Linked DNA regions of Homo sapiens: all the other regions are linked to region 3. Evidence: chromatin contacts called from ENCODE Hi-C data. All regions are on one chromosome and are shown on one strand. The core of a region is the stretch at or near the end of the contact, and the rest is flanking DNA. Distances in the headings are between cores, read along the strand shown. Region 1 holds the start of LINC03069 (long intergenic non-protein coding RNA 3069). Region 2 holds the start of LINC01415 (long intergenic non-protein coding RNA 1415). Region 3 holds the start of LINC03092 (long intergenic non-protein coding RNA 3092).

Region 1 (4,448 bases), core at 1,056-3,555, 200 kb after region 3:
GAGCTGTTATCTTTAACATCTTCAATACACTAGATGTGGCTTGAGAAGGCATTGGTTAGGCTCCTCTGAATGGAATCAATTGTTTCTGACCATCTGAGTGGTTGAGGGCAGAGCAGTAGATCATCCAGTGAAGTGATCCGTCAACCCAGACAGCTTAACATCTGAATTACGATGCATGGCCTGATGGGTCACTGCAGTCATTGTCCAGCACGCAACCTTCTAACAGCCAAGTTAACACAGCACATAGCCATGGCATCTGCCTTAAAAGCCTGGAGTGGAGAAAAGGAGTCCTGGCACAGGTCAGTGTCGAGGTGAAACCTTTTATCTTCATCCTGTCACATTATTTGTCATTTCCATATGGGCCACTGACAGCTGTCAGTCAAGTAAAGCTTACCCTGCCGCTGGCAATCTCAAGGCATACAAAAAAGAGACTAACGAAAGCCTGTCTTAATTAGGTGATAATTAAACATTCCAGCCAGAAACCTCCAATCAGTCTGACAGAACACACCCGTTCAAAACATGGTTTTGCAGCGATATTCCAACAGACTGATAAGGTTTTGCCTCTCTGGGAATTAAAAAAAAAAAAAAAAGTTCAAGGTTCATCAAGTATTTTGCAGATTTGACGTGAGGATTAAGCAGGAATAAATATACCTAAAGGGAATCAAGAAACGGGGAGCGTCCCTAGGGAACTGCATTCCTCTCCTCCTGCGAAGACAGTCAGGTTACAACCAGCACCCAGAGGCGCAGTCTCAAAGGTGGAAAAGAAGCGAGAAAGGGCCTGCGTTCTGACAGTGCTGCGCATGCTCACGCCGTGCGCATGCTCAGAACGAATTACAATAGACGCGTTTCTCCCACGTTGCCTCGCTAATGGCGTGGATGGGTACAAGGAGCACTGCGTGTGTACCTGTGAGCCTCAGCTCCTTCTAATTTAGTGACAGAGCTACCATTCTCATCTCCACATAGTATCTCCTGAGTAACTGTCCAGTTCTCAGGCGGCTTAACTCCCACTAAGCCCCGAAGAGATAGATTTTCTATTTTTTAAAACGCAAGCCCCTATAAAGGGATAGACGGTGCTTCTTTTAAAGAGCTTTTAAATATTATTAAACTCAAATTTTCCTCTCTAGCAGGTTCATGGCATGTAGAGTTAAATATAGAAAGAGCGTTTGCACAAAGCCTGTATTTGATTAGTTCCCTTCTTAACTGATATAATTAAATATTGAATTGACCCAGAGTGCTGAATATTACTTTCTGGTGGGACCTGTGCCACCAAATACCTAAAAGCCTTTAGTTGTTTCTTTGCTGCAATGGATCAAATTAAGCTGCAGTTCCCCAGGCCTCATTTGACCTAAAACTGTTTTAATGCTGAAATGCTTTTCCAGGTATCTTGCCAGTTGCCGTTGATCTAAGACTTAATAAGACATCACTTGGGGTTCCAGCAGCAGCCTGTATGGGGCTGAACAGTCTAACAGTGGGGCACTTCTGGAAAAAATTCCTAAGTTCTATTTCTATTTTATAGCTATCACCAATACACAAACACACATGCCCCACCACCCCCAAGAGGGAGGCATTACTTGTAGTACTGGTGTTATTCCTTAGAAATCTTACTACAAGGAACTTAGACATTTTATCTTTACAGCTAAACTCTAACATTAAGAGGCAAATTAAAAAGAGGAAAACTAAAGCCTCTGATGAGCTGGGAGTCAAGGACATCAAGATAGGAGATCCATTAGACTAGAAGTTTCCCATACCATTCAACTCAGGCAGTTTCTGTAGAACCACTCACAAAGATTTAACAATTTTCACCAACCTTATGAAGAGTTGCATAACTCCACTTCTTCCTCTTCATGTTCAGTTTTTCAGGGTCTCCTCCTTTGTTTCTTCTGAGATAAGAACCCAATATCCAATTCTTTAATTTGCCATTCTCAAACAAAAGCAACCACATTTTCAGTCAACTTCAAAAGTATTTTGATGTCACTGTTACGACTCAGTGTGTTTTCCTCTCTTCATGTGATTGAAATCCCTTTGTAAACTCTGAGAAAACTTGTTCTGAATTTTTTAAGAGGTTCAGCATGTTCAACCAGAAAACTTGTTCGTGCAGAACAGGAGTACATACCTCGAAGCTTCTGTTTCTAAGAGTTTATTGCTGGCTGAAGTAAAGGTTCTGATGGCCAGGATCAAATCATTCACCAAGGACACTGAGTGGTTTCTATTGCTGAATCTTGCACTTTGCTTCCCAAATAAAGTGTTTCCACCCGAAAGACCATTTTTAAGGGGCTGCTTCACTGTCTCTTCCTCCCACGCTAATTAATTTTTGGTTTCTAAGTCCTTAGTGTTTCTGCATTTGAATACTTCACTAAAAAACAATTAATCTGCTTGTGTGAAGAAGTGCGGGTCTAAGTACACTCAGATTAATTATTTGCCAAAGACTCTTTCAAATTATCTCTATCCCTGGTCCCAGGTAGTTACTTATCTATAGGGGAGGTGGCATACCTAATTGTAATCCTGATAAATAAATATATGGTTTTGAAGTTTGCTGTTTGTACTGGTCATTTGCCTGTTGGCTGTCAGATCCATTCACACTTCCTTCCCTCGTTCTGCTCTGTAGAGAGCTAATCTCTACAAGTTATAATTCCCAGATGCTCTTGCTCACTGGCTTCCATTAAGGTTAAATCAATGGGCAGCACTGGTGGAAACTGGAGGGTGGGAGGGGAGAGCGGCCCACCTCCTCATCCCTCACGTAGTACCTCCAACAGCTCCATCGTAGTTGCAGCCCATGTCGTGGTCCCAGCTCCCACCAGACTTTCTTCGTAGTTCTAGCTCCCACCTGTTAGTCAATCTGGACTCCCATCTTTTCCCTTTATGACCCTAAGAGTAGCAGCACCTCACCTATTTTCAGCCCCTCCAGCAACTCTATAGTGAATTACTTTTATTAAATTCCTTCAATTGAAATATCTGGCTTGTGCTCTCTTTGGAACATTAGTAATAGAGTTTTATTAATTCCACAATTTAAAAATGTTTTAATAGTTACAATTTAGAAAGCAGGTATAGAGTAAAAAATAGAAATCAATACCACTAAACACATACAGAGAAACATTTCCCTGTGCAGCAGGAAGGAGTAAATTATGCCATGAGGAAACACAAGCAATGTGGATGAGCTGGCCATCTTTGTTTGTAAACGAGGAACACAGGCTGAGAATGCCCAGCCACACATGCCATCAGCAGTGGCACCAGTGAGAGAGCCCAGATCTTCTCCAGCTCTAGCTGATGGGTACTTTGATTATAAAAAGTATGTCCACATTGAGAGCACAATGGAGAATTCAGATAAGTTTCCTGATAACCTAGTCATTAGAGCCTTTGTTCCGGTCATTTCATTGATGACCAAATGTTAGTAACCAACTATAATTTTATAGGCTAGAGTTTTCTAAATTCAGCCACAAAGTGCAACCACATTGATATATAATCTCTGGATTATGCATCCAGGGAGCCTATTTTCCTGGGAGTTACTAGATATTTCTTTCTTCCTCTCTGCTAAAATTAATACCATATCTGAAACAGAGAAGGGGATTAAAAATCACTTGCCTTAATTTTTAAATTTTTAATTATGACTTTAAAAACACATAAAATTTATTATCTTAACCATTTTAAGTGTACTTAACTGTACACTTAAATAGTGTTCAGTATGTGTTATCAGATATATAATTCAGTATATCTTATCAGATATATACTTCAGTAGTGTTAAGTATGTTCACATTTTTGTGCAAGCAAGTTCCAGAACTCTTTATCTTGAAAAGCTGAAACTCTGTACCATCAAACAATTCACCATTCCCTGCCTCCCCCTAGCCTCTAGTAACCACCATTCTAATTTCTCTTTATGAATTTTTCTATTTTAGGTACTTCATATAGGTAGAGTCATACCATATTTTTTTGTGTGTGACTGGTTTATTTCACTTAGCATAATGTCCTCAAGGTTAATCTATGTTGTAACATTTGTCAGAATATCCTTCCTTTCTCGAAGCTAAATGGTATTCCATTGTATGTATATACGACTTTTTGATTATCCATTGATATTGTTTGGATGTGTGTCCCTTTCAAATCTCATGTTAAAATGTAATCGCCAATGTTGAAGATGGGGCCCAGCGTAAGGTGTTTGGGTTATGAGGGTGAATCCCTCATGAATGTCTTGGTGTGTTCTCGTGACAATGAGTGAGTTCTCACTCTGAGTTCACATGAGATCTGATTGTTTAAAAGAGTGTGGCACCTCCCTTTATTGCTCCTGCTCTTGCCATGTGACATGCTTACTCCCCAACTGGCCTTCTGCCATGATTGTATGCTTCCTGAGGCCCTCACCAGAAGCCAAGCAGATGTTGGTGCCATACTCGTACAGCCTGCAGAACCACGAGCCAATTAAACCTCTTTTCTTTATAGAGTACCCAGTCTCAGGTATTTCT
Region 2 (4,451 bases), core at 1,564-4,063, 210 kb before region 3:
TTTCTCCAGGACACATTATATTTCCTACTCCTTAACTCTCTTCTAAGAGACCTTGTTTGTCAATCATGTACTTATGCAACTTCTCCATTCTACATTACACTGAAGAACAAGACCTAACAGGATTTGATAAAACCAGTAACAGAACACTCTTCCATCTCCCTATCCACTTCCCCCTTCCCCTCCCCCCAAAACCAAAACCAAAACCAAAAAAACCTTACAAACAAACGGGGGGAAAAAAACCCCAGTGTGACAGAGAAAACCCAAAAGTTATCAATTCAGTAATCTCCATTTAGTGTTAAAAAAAGAATGTCAAAAGGGTAGCTTGCAAGTAAGAATAAAAGAGGTTTTTCATGACCAGCTTTTCCCATTCTCTATTATCCCTCAGCGGCAGCTTTTGGTGTCTCTGGTACGAGGCAAGGTGTCGAGGGGGGCCATATTAACCCCCTGTGAATGCCTGGCCGATAATTAACATCTTGGGTCCAAGAACCGATACAATGAGCTGGGGGAACGGAATCTTTCTCAACCAGTAATAGGTAATTGAACGCTTTTGCTGATTTGATTATAAGGAATAACTCTCGGTGATCAAAACCAAAGCTGGGTTAAAATCCTAAAGCTGGGGGACAGCTGAAGCACCCACTTCACGACTTAACGTTTCAGGAATATGAATTCTATGTTCAGAAAATTTCCCCACACTCTTCTTCGCTGGCACATTCACTGATGTAGAAAATGCCAGGAGCCCCGGGGGTGTGATGTTTCCGGTGGATAATGTCTCCCGTTCCCTGCCCCGGGGCCCAGACAGTTGGTGCTTAAGCGTCTACAATGTAGAGTTTCCTGCATTTTCCTCGGGCCGCCATTTGTCTACTTGTCCCATCCAGGACATCTCCCTAAATAATCTCTAAGTGGAAAAATCACGGTCCTCTAGGAGATTTATCCGGGAACGAACGTGCGTGGGGCAGTTCAAATTCCTGAGCTCAGATTTCGTTTCCCGCGGTCAGATGGTGCGGTCGGTGGGGCCCGAGGGATGCGCACAGCTGTGCCTGAGAGGTGCTGCTCTCCCGCCACCGAAGTCGCTGGGAAATTCTGCTGCACTGAGACATTTTAATGTCGGATGTTCTAATCCTGCGGGCAAAAAAAAAAAAAAAGTTTGAACCAGGTACTGGGCTTTTGTCACGGTGAACCCCACCCGCGCCCCGCGCCGTCCCTTCATTCACTCAGGCGAGGTGGCTTGGATTTGCACCTCGTTGAAGAAGCCTCCCATGCGACATCTCCGCCAGCACCCCGCGCGGACTTGGCTGGGCGGCGGCGGGGAGTCAGCTTGTCACCGCACGGCGGCCGGGACCGCAGCCCCTGGGTGCGCAGTGCGCCTCTCGCTGCGCCCTCCTAGAGCGCGGGTCCCGTGCCTGTGCCCGGCGCGACGCGATCTCCCTGCTAGTCGGGCTCCGCGTGCTCCCCGCGCTTCCCGCAGCCTCCGCGCAGCCCGCAGCGCCCTCCAGCCCCGCCTCGCGGCCGCGGGAACCCGGCGCCTGCAGCCCCGCCCGGAACCGACCGCCAGGCGCTGTTGCCGCCGGCCACGCAACGCGGGGCCTCTGCCTGGCACCAGCCCCAGGTGCCTTGTCTCGGGTCGTGCTGTCGCGCGACACTGGGGACCCAACAGGCCGCCGGCTACTCAGCTGGCCCCGCAGCTTCCCTGCGGCTCAGCGGCCTCCCACCCAGGAGAAAACCACATTTGATGAGAGTTTTGAATCAAGCCGAGCGTTCCCCCAGATGTTCAGCTACCTCAATTTCTAATGATTCCACAATCCCTTGTGATTCATCTCTTTCCTCCTAAGGGTTGCCAATGGCTCAAAGTTTAGACTTGGGATATAAAAAACGCTATTCACAGCCTTATTAGGAGGAGTAGGTGGGGAAGGGGAACTGGATACTGAATGGATTTTTTAATCTACGGAGAAAAATCACTCAACTGAGACCCGGCCTCTTTAATTTTCCTTTCTGAATCTCAGTGACTTCCTCTATAAAATAAAATGCAAAACAATGATATCTCACCTGCGTCAGAAAGTTGGTCACATGGTCTCATGAAGTCTCTTTCAAGGCTAAGATCTCTATGATTTTGTGATCAGTAGATTGAAATTTAAGATTAGAAACAGGTTATTTCTTGAAAGCAGTAAATGGAGGGCATTATGTGTGAATCAAGTACCAGAAGCAGGGGGTCTTTGTCTCTCCCTCTCCCCAGATGGGGCAGGGTCTCCACACTCTGAAATGTTAGTGTCAGTAACACATAATCAGGAAGTCGAATATGCGGATTATCTAGTCCTTTAGGATTCTTTGCACCATTGATTCTTTCCACTAATATTGATAACCCAAAGTTAATGACATATTGTGAGTTTCTCTTCTTTGCCTTCATGTTTTCAATCCTGGAGACAGAAAAAGGAACTAATTCTCTTCTTTTAAAACAAAAACAAAAACAGAAAAAATCAATCCCATTGATCAATGTGGAAAACCAAAGACCCAAGACTCCCCTGTGCCAAATCCCTCCCATGACCCTCCACTGTGATTCAAATTGGAGTGTTCTGGAAAATGCCGGTTCGAATTGCAAGGAGGCAGAATCAATCTCTCTCTCTCTCTTCAAAGGAGACACAGGCTCTTCTCAGGGACATTCCCTTATGTCTTTTTGATGCAGGAGGTTTAAGAGTCTCCATCTTAAAGCCCGCTGAGTTGGCTGAATGCTGACTTTAGGTGCCCACTATGAGCAGTGTAGTGCCCAGTCCTCAGAAAGAATCTAGAGTATTTTTACAGAACGAATTGCCTTTGTTTACCTTTCTGAATCATTTCATGCATGTTGTTGTTTTTGACCCACCCTTTTGCTAGGATACAAGAGCCAACCTTCTGTAAGAGGGGGAGAAAAAGAAGGAAGATGTGTGAGCTCCCCCTGGTGCTTTCCCGCATTCAGGCCAACTGAAAGGAGCTGCAAGGAAACACGTCTACACAGGCATCAGGAAAAAGAAAATATCTGGATTATTTCCTTTAAAAAGGCCTGTTTCCATGCTGATGGGCCTCAGAGCAAGACTTCCAGGCTTCGGGCCTGAATTCTGTATGTCATCTTAGGAGGAATTCTTGCCTTGTCAGAGAACGTGTTTCTAAAACAAAATTTCAAGTGGGGGATTTGCCAAGCTGTCCTGCGGACAGGATTACTCTTGGAATCAAACGGGATTACTTTTTGTCCAGAATTGTTCCCTTTGTTAGGCTAGTTATTCTTTGACTGAATAATTTTCACACACTTCTCTTTGTATGTGTTGACAGCACAAAGATATCACAGGAATCTGGTACCAGCCAATTTGACTGGTGGTGACTTTAATTCCAGACAATATCTCCTATCCTAATAATAACCTGTATTCGTAATGGCCTCTTTAACACTGGGGGTCAGGGACTTCTGTGGACTCCAGTCATCTGTGAAGATCGTCGGGGAGATTTCACTCAGTCTATTCAGTATATCCAGTATAGTGGCCTGAAACAATTTATCAACGTGTAGTCAGTCAGTCCTGCTCTTGGTCCATACAGTGGAGAGTCTAAAAGATGTGTGAAATACATTCCCTACCTACACATGGGCAAATCACTTAAAGGAGCAAACTTTAATGTTCACTAACATAGTTAAAATGGATGGGCCAACATTATCATGGTTCTTTCACCTCCTAAGTAAATGCAAAGCTTTTCTTCACTCCATTTTGTATGTGTAATTTTGATTGAGTGGGAATCTTGTAAAGCCAAAAATGGAACTGAAAGCCCACTCATAAGACCATAAGTTTTTTTTTTAATTTTTAATTTTTCTTTTCAGGCAGGGTATTGCTGTGTCGCCCAGGCTTGAGTGCAGTGGTGCCATCATGGCTCACTGCAACCTCTGCCTCCCAGGATCAAGCGATCCTCCCACCTCAGCCTCCTGAGTAGCTGGGACTTACTGTTGTGCACCACCACAGCTGGCTAATTGTTAGAATTTTAATTTTTATTTTTTTGTAGAGACAAGGTTTTACCATGTTGTCCAGGCTAGTCTTGAACTCATGGACTCAGGTTAACCACCTGCCCCAGCCTCCCAGAGTGCTGGGATTACAGGCATGAGCCACCACGCCTGGCCAAGACCATAAATCTTAATTAATCTAGTTCATAGTCTCAAATTCATTCTACTCTCTGATTTTTATTTCTCCCAACTTACTGTGTGCACGCACCCCCCCTTTTTAATGACATTTCTCTGATTTGCACTGCCATCCTCTCTCCTACTTCAGTGATCCAGCATCCACAATTCATTTTGTCATAGGTGAGGCTTACCTCTTTCCTGTCAGTTCTTCACCTGTACAGATTGCTTCCTTTTCTCTTTTTGCACTTATTGTTTGCAACACCCAATGACTTCTTGTAGAGAGCCCAATTCTGTAGTTGATAAAACCCACACATGCACGTATGTTACA
Region 3 (4,789 bases), core at 1,118-3,617:
GGCAATTCTCCTGGGATGTCCACTTCTTTCTTGCCCCTTTGAGTCAAGTTACTCCCTGCCTCATATTTCCCAGACCACTGCGCTTGGTGTTGAGATGCGCTTTCTGCTGTGAAGGCCTGTGAATCCAATTACAGCTTTCATCCAGAGTTCCAGCTGCTTTCCTTTATATTCCAGAAATACAATGGATCAGTCCACTGTTTTAGACTTTCCAAACTTCACTAGGTCACGTTGCCAGTGCAATGCTCTTACTACCATTGGGGAGTAGTAGGGAGTAGAATTGGTTTTGATGTGCCTTATGTTATGAATGGATGATCTGAGCTATTTGCAAAGATTTGCATAATCATTACATACATTATATACAATCAACCCACATATTCACTTATCCTAAAGCAAATTGAGCTGAAAACAGAACTTCAGTTTTGAACACTTTCTCTCCCTGCCCCCATTCCAGATCCTCTTATTTCGTGTCTGGGAATGCACCACTACACATTCATGTGCCCAAACCTGAAACTTGAGCATCTTTCCTATCTACTCCTTTCCCTTTATACTTCCCATCTAATCACTTACCAATCCCCATCCTTCTATTTCATTTCTCATATATATATATATATATATATATACATATTTTGCTACATCCTCAACACCTCATCTTATTCATTCATTCTTTCGTCTCTGAATTCCTAATACAGGCTCCTAAACAGGTCTCGCTGCTTGATAATCTCAGCCCCTTCCAACTCATATTCCACAATTCTTTCAGTGATCTTGTAAGAATATAGGTCTTATCGTGTCACTTCCTTCTCAAAGTCCAGTTTTGAGTCCTTCGTGTGTTCGGCATGTGATCTGGACTCTGACTTGGCATTTAAGGCACCATGTGATGTAGCTCCCATCTATGCTTCCAGTTCACCTCCCTCCCATTCTGTTCCCCTGCCATCTTTAATTACTAGCAGCCACCAAATGCACCAGGTGGTATCATGCCTCCTTGCTTTTGAGCAGTTTGCTTTTACTAGGATGCCCCCCTCCTGTACTATTTTTTCTAGTTTCTTAAAAACTCTTTGACTATTAGTTCTTCCCAAATGCATTTCCCATCTCACCTTCATCTATGCCTCCATTGCACTTATCTCCATAACTGCCTTTTGCTCCTATTAGATTATGAGTAGGGATTATGTTTTGTTTTGTTGTCTAACACATATGAATAACCCTAATTATAATGATTTCTTAGCACTTGCATGCTTTTTCACTCAGCCATGAAAATAATGGCTGCATAGTTGCCTCATATATTTAATTTAACATATTAAGTTATTCATTTTAACTCATACTTACCTTATCAGGTAAGCTACTGTTATTTTTATTTTCATTTTGTAAAATGAAGGTGCAGATTGCTTAGGAAGTTTCCCCAAGTTACACAGTTGCTAAGTGACAGAGCCAGGATTTGAACTGAGACATCTGACTCCAGAGGTCACTTTCTTGTTCATGCTGCTTGAGGGCTGCCCTGGGTGCTTGATAAATATCTCATTTGTGGACATTAAGATGGGAGTAAGAACTTTGGGAAGATACTCCTTACCCTTCTAGACCATTTGTACCTCTTAAAAGAGGCAAAATGTTTAAGCTGGTACTGGGACCTTTTCCCACTTATGGCTTTCTCCTCATGAGTCCATAGTGTAGTATGTACCTTCCTTTACTCTCTGACCCTTCGCATGATCAGTGTTTTCTTTCTTAGAACATAATCCAATACCCTTACAATCATGATAATGATGATGCGAGTTAACATTTCCAGGATGTTGACTGTATCATATTAAAAAATTTACCACTGACAGTAGAATAAAGCCCCTATAGACCTTGGTAAAGAAATTTTAAACAAAATTTGTTGTATGTATTCATGCCATAAAGGCAACAATCCCCACTGCTTGCATGCAAGCTGCCCTTTTTGGGATTTTAAGCTTCTTCCTGCTGTCATCGGGATGTAAAGGCTGACTTGATCCTTTTTTGACTAGCCCCAGCCTGCACCCCTCAGAAACCTGACTTAATTTTCTCTCCTACCACCACTCAGTCCCACACCTGGGGAAGCCACAATGCAATTAATAGTTGCATTACTTAGGGAAATTATTCAATCTTGCTGAGCCACAGTTTCTGTCTCAGTTTTTTTTCTGTTGTTGTTTGTTTTGTTTTTTTGAGATAGGGTCTCATTCTGTCACCCAGGCTGGAATGCAATTGCATGATTATAGCTCACTGCAGACTCGATTTCCCAGACTCAAGAGATCCTCTTGCCTCAGCTCCTGAGTAGCTAAGACTACAGGTGCATGCTTCCATGCCTGGATAAACTTATAAAATTTTTTGTAGTGATATGGTCTCACTATATTACCCAGTTTGGTCTGGAAATCCTGGCCTCAAGTGATCTTCCTGCCTCAGCCTCCCAAAGTTCTGGGATTACAGGTGTGAGCCACCCGCTCTGGCACTTACCTCTTTCAAATGAGAGTAACAATTATTCCTGCTTCATAGAGTCACCTCCTCTGGTCTGTCTTCCCTGACCCTGTCATCTCAGGAAAGAATTAACCTCCTCTTCATTTTAGTGCTTATCTACTTTGCTCGGACCAATGTGTGCGTCACACTCTACTGTAATTGTTTGTTTATTTGTCTGCCCCACCTACTGAATAGTTAATATCTCAAGGACAGGGACAATATCATAGTTTTGAGTCCCTTATCCCTAGATCACCTGTTGGACTGAATTTCCACAACTACCACCCACCTTTCTCGAGAGTCTCTCAATTGTAGCTGCTTTACATCCATAAAGCCACCCACATCATCCACTTGGATTTCAAATCACTTGAGTAAAACTGAGGGGGTAACATACTAGGGATCCTACTCACCTTAGACAGGAGAACACAGAAATGCTTCTGGTCATGGTATTCAAGCTTTGTCCCATCAAACCATACTAACCAGGCCATCCTAAGTCTAAGGGATGGACAAGAACTTCTGCTGATGATTCAGCCAAAATATCTATGACATCTTACAAGAGGTTTCCATTTCTACACCAGAATTTAGACAGGAGGTGAACTGTGAGTTGATTTCCGGAAGAGTGGCTCTGAATGGGGGGCGGGGTTGTTGGAGACATGCTGTCGAGAGGTGTCTGAGTCTGCAGAATTTGTGATGATAGCCGGTTCCTTGGATAGTACTCTTCCTCATCCTCTTCCAAATCTCATGGTCTATTACAGCTTAGGTGTCCAGAGATTCGTTTGTGCTGAATATTATTTGGAACATTGAATCAAGCATACATCTTTTTAATAGTTAGGGTTATCCCTCTCTCCGGGGATAATTTCACCTGGGACATTGAGGAAATGGAGCTTGGAGTATGTGCACTTCCTGTCATCAAAGAGAGGAGGAGAGGGCGAGCACATTCCGAGTGTGAGCAAGCGGAACCCCTCCTACAGATGTGCCTTTCACTCTCATTTCCTGCTCCAGACCAACCCTTCGGAGATTATTTTCAGGGAGATCTCCCTCTTCTTGTGAGGCCAGAGACTTTTCTAGTTATAAGGCTGGTGCATGTGACGTGTCTGGGCAAGCATACAGCAAAACCACAGAGAAACCAGGGATTAAAGAAATGAAACTGGGCAAACTAAAAAACGCCTTTTGCAGAACTTCTCTTAAGCTTGAGATAAACACCTCCACCTTCCCTCCTCCCTCTTCAAGTTCACAGTTTATTTTTCACTGTGTTCAGCTTGTGGCAGTAACCTCTACTAGAGAGAAGGGAAAATGAGTTGTCCTAATGAGGTGGCTTCCCTAAGCAGCACAATCCTCTGAGTTCAGGACTGAAAGAAAGTGAGAAGAATCCCTCCTGGGATGAGATCTTAAAAGGCAAGGAAACAACGGCCTCAGTCATTTGAGGATGAGTGCATTTTCCCAGTGGGTGCATTGAGAACCATCTTCCTTCAGGCATACTCTGTGGACTTGTGATTTCGGCACTGGCCCAGTCTAAGTCACAAAGAGCAGACAACTCTGTCCCCTTTTCCAGAAATATCAGACTTATGGGAAGATTTCTTCTGCAGATTCCTGTCTTCTTTCTCTTACCTGTAATGAATCATATCTGAATGATGCTTCCACCGGCCAAGTTCCAAGTGCCATCTTTTCCTTCAAGGAAAAGGCCCATAAGTCCTCTCAAGCGATTCTCAGCCTTGGCATATGCAGTGGCTTCATTCAGATTCCAGCAAAAAGGAATTGGCAGGGCATGAATAAGGGCAGAAGGTAATTGAGGAGCCGGGGCTGGTTTTAAGGCAGTACAGAGCCCAGCTCCACGAGCTGAGCTGGAAGGAATTTGCTGTCTGTGCCAGAGGTCATAAAGAGCTGCTGAGCTAGTTGAGCTTTCTAGTGCTCAGAAGCAAATCGATCAGATGAGCTGCAACTGTGGCTCTGCCACAGACCATGAGCTAATGCAGGCTGTACCCAGTGAGCCAGTGCCGCGGGCACTGGAGCCGGCAGTGGGAGAGGGTGAGCCGACATAGCTAATGCCTAACGCCAGGAGGGAGAGACAAAGGGGCCTCTTCTTTAACACTGTGAATAGCCCCAGAGTGAATACAGCCTTCGACAGCTGTGGTTTCATTCTCATCACCGCTGGGCGAGTTGGGGGTGCTAATTGTGAAGCTGGAGAGCTGTTAAAATCAGACCAGATTTGTTAAAGGAGAGGAGTAAGATGATACTTCAGACCAGTATCTGCAGTGGCACAGGCACAAAAGCCCTATCTCAGGAGAAGGAATGAAAGGAAGGCAAAAAGGCCGTGAGAAAATGAAAGAAGCTGGTT

What was found. Hi-C counts contacts between places; a loop is a spot of excess contacts on that map. Pooled maps may share reads with other maps.
Region 1: a loop to region 3 is called in a pooled map, with 2.0 times the contacts of the local background. The contact joins the promoter of LINC03069 here to the promoter of LINC03092 in region 3. A Hi-C loop is called at or near these places in 3 of 168 maps with a recorded cell type or tissue (Right ventricle myocardium inferior, cardiac septum and endothelial cell of umbilical vein) and 6 of 50 pooled maps.
Region 2: a loop to region 3 is called in a map of ovary, with 2.0 times the contacts of the local background. The contact joins the promoter of LINC01415 here to the promoter of LINC03092 in region 3. A Hi-C loop is called at or near these places in 10 of 168 maps with a recorded cell type or tissue (Right ventricle myocardium inferior, cardiac septum, endothelial cell of umbilical vein and 4 more) and 4 of 50 pooled maps.

The regions. Positions count from the first base shown.
Region 1 is chr18:56,188,957-56,193,404 of GRCh38, forward strand. LINC03069 (long intergenic non-protein coding RNA 3069) reads right to left here and starts at 2,306. Exons shown (of 9, transcript NR_148972.1): 1 at 1,808-2,306.
Region 2 is chr18:55,778,912-55,783,362 of GRCh38, forward strand. LINC01415 (long intergenic non-protein coding RNA 1415) reads right to left here and starts at 2,814. Exons shown (of 2, transcript NR_145452.1): 1 at 2,044-2,814; 2 at 1-1,119. The region is part of intron 2 of LOC105372130 (a long non-coding RNA gene); the gene reads left to right.
Region 3 is chr18:55,993,844-55,998,632 of GRCh38, forward strand. LINC03092 (long intergenic non-protein coding RNA 3092) reads left to right here and starts at 2,368. Exons shown (of 2, transcript XR_001753454.2): 1 at 2,368-4,789.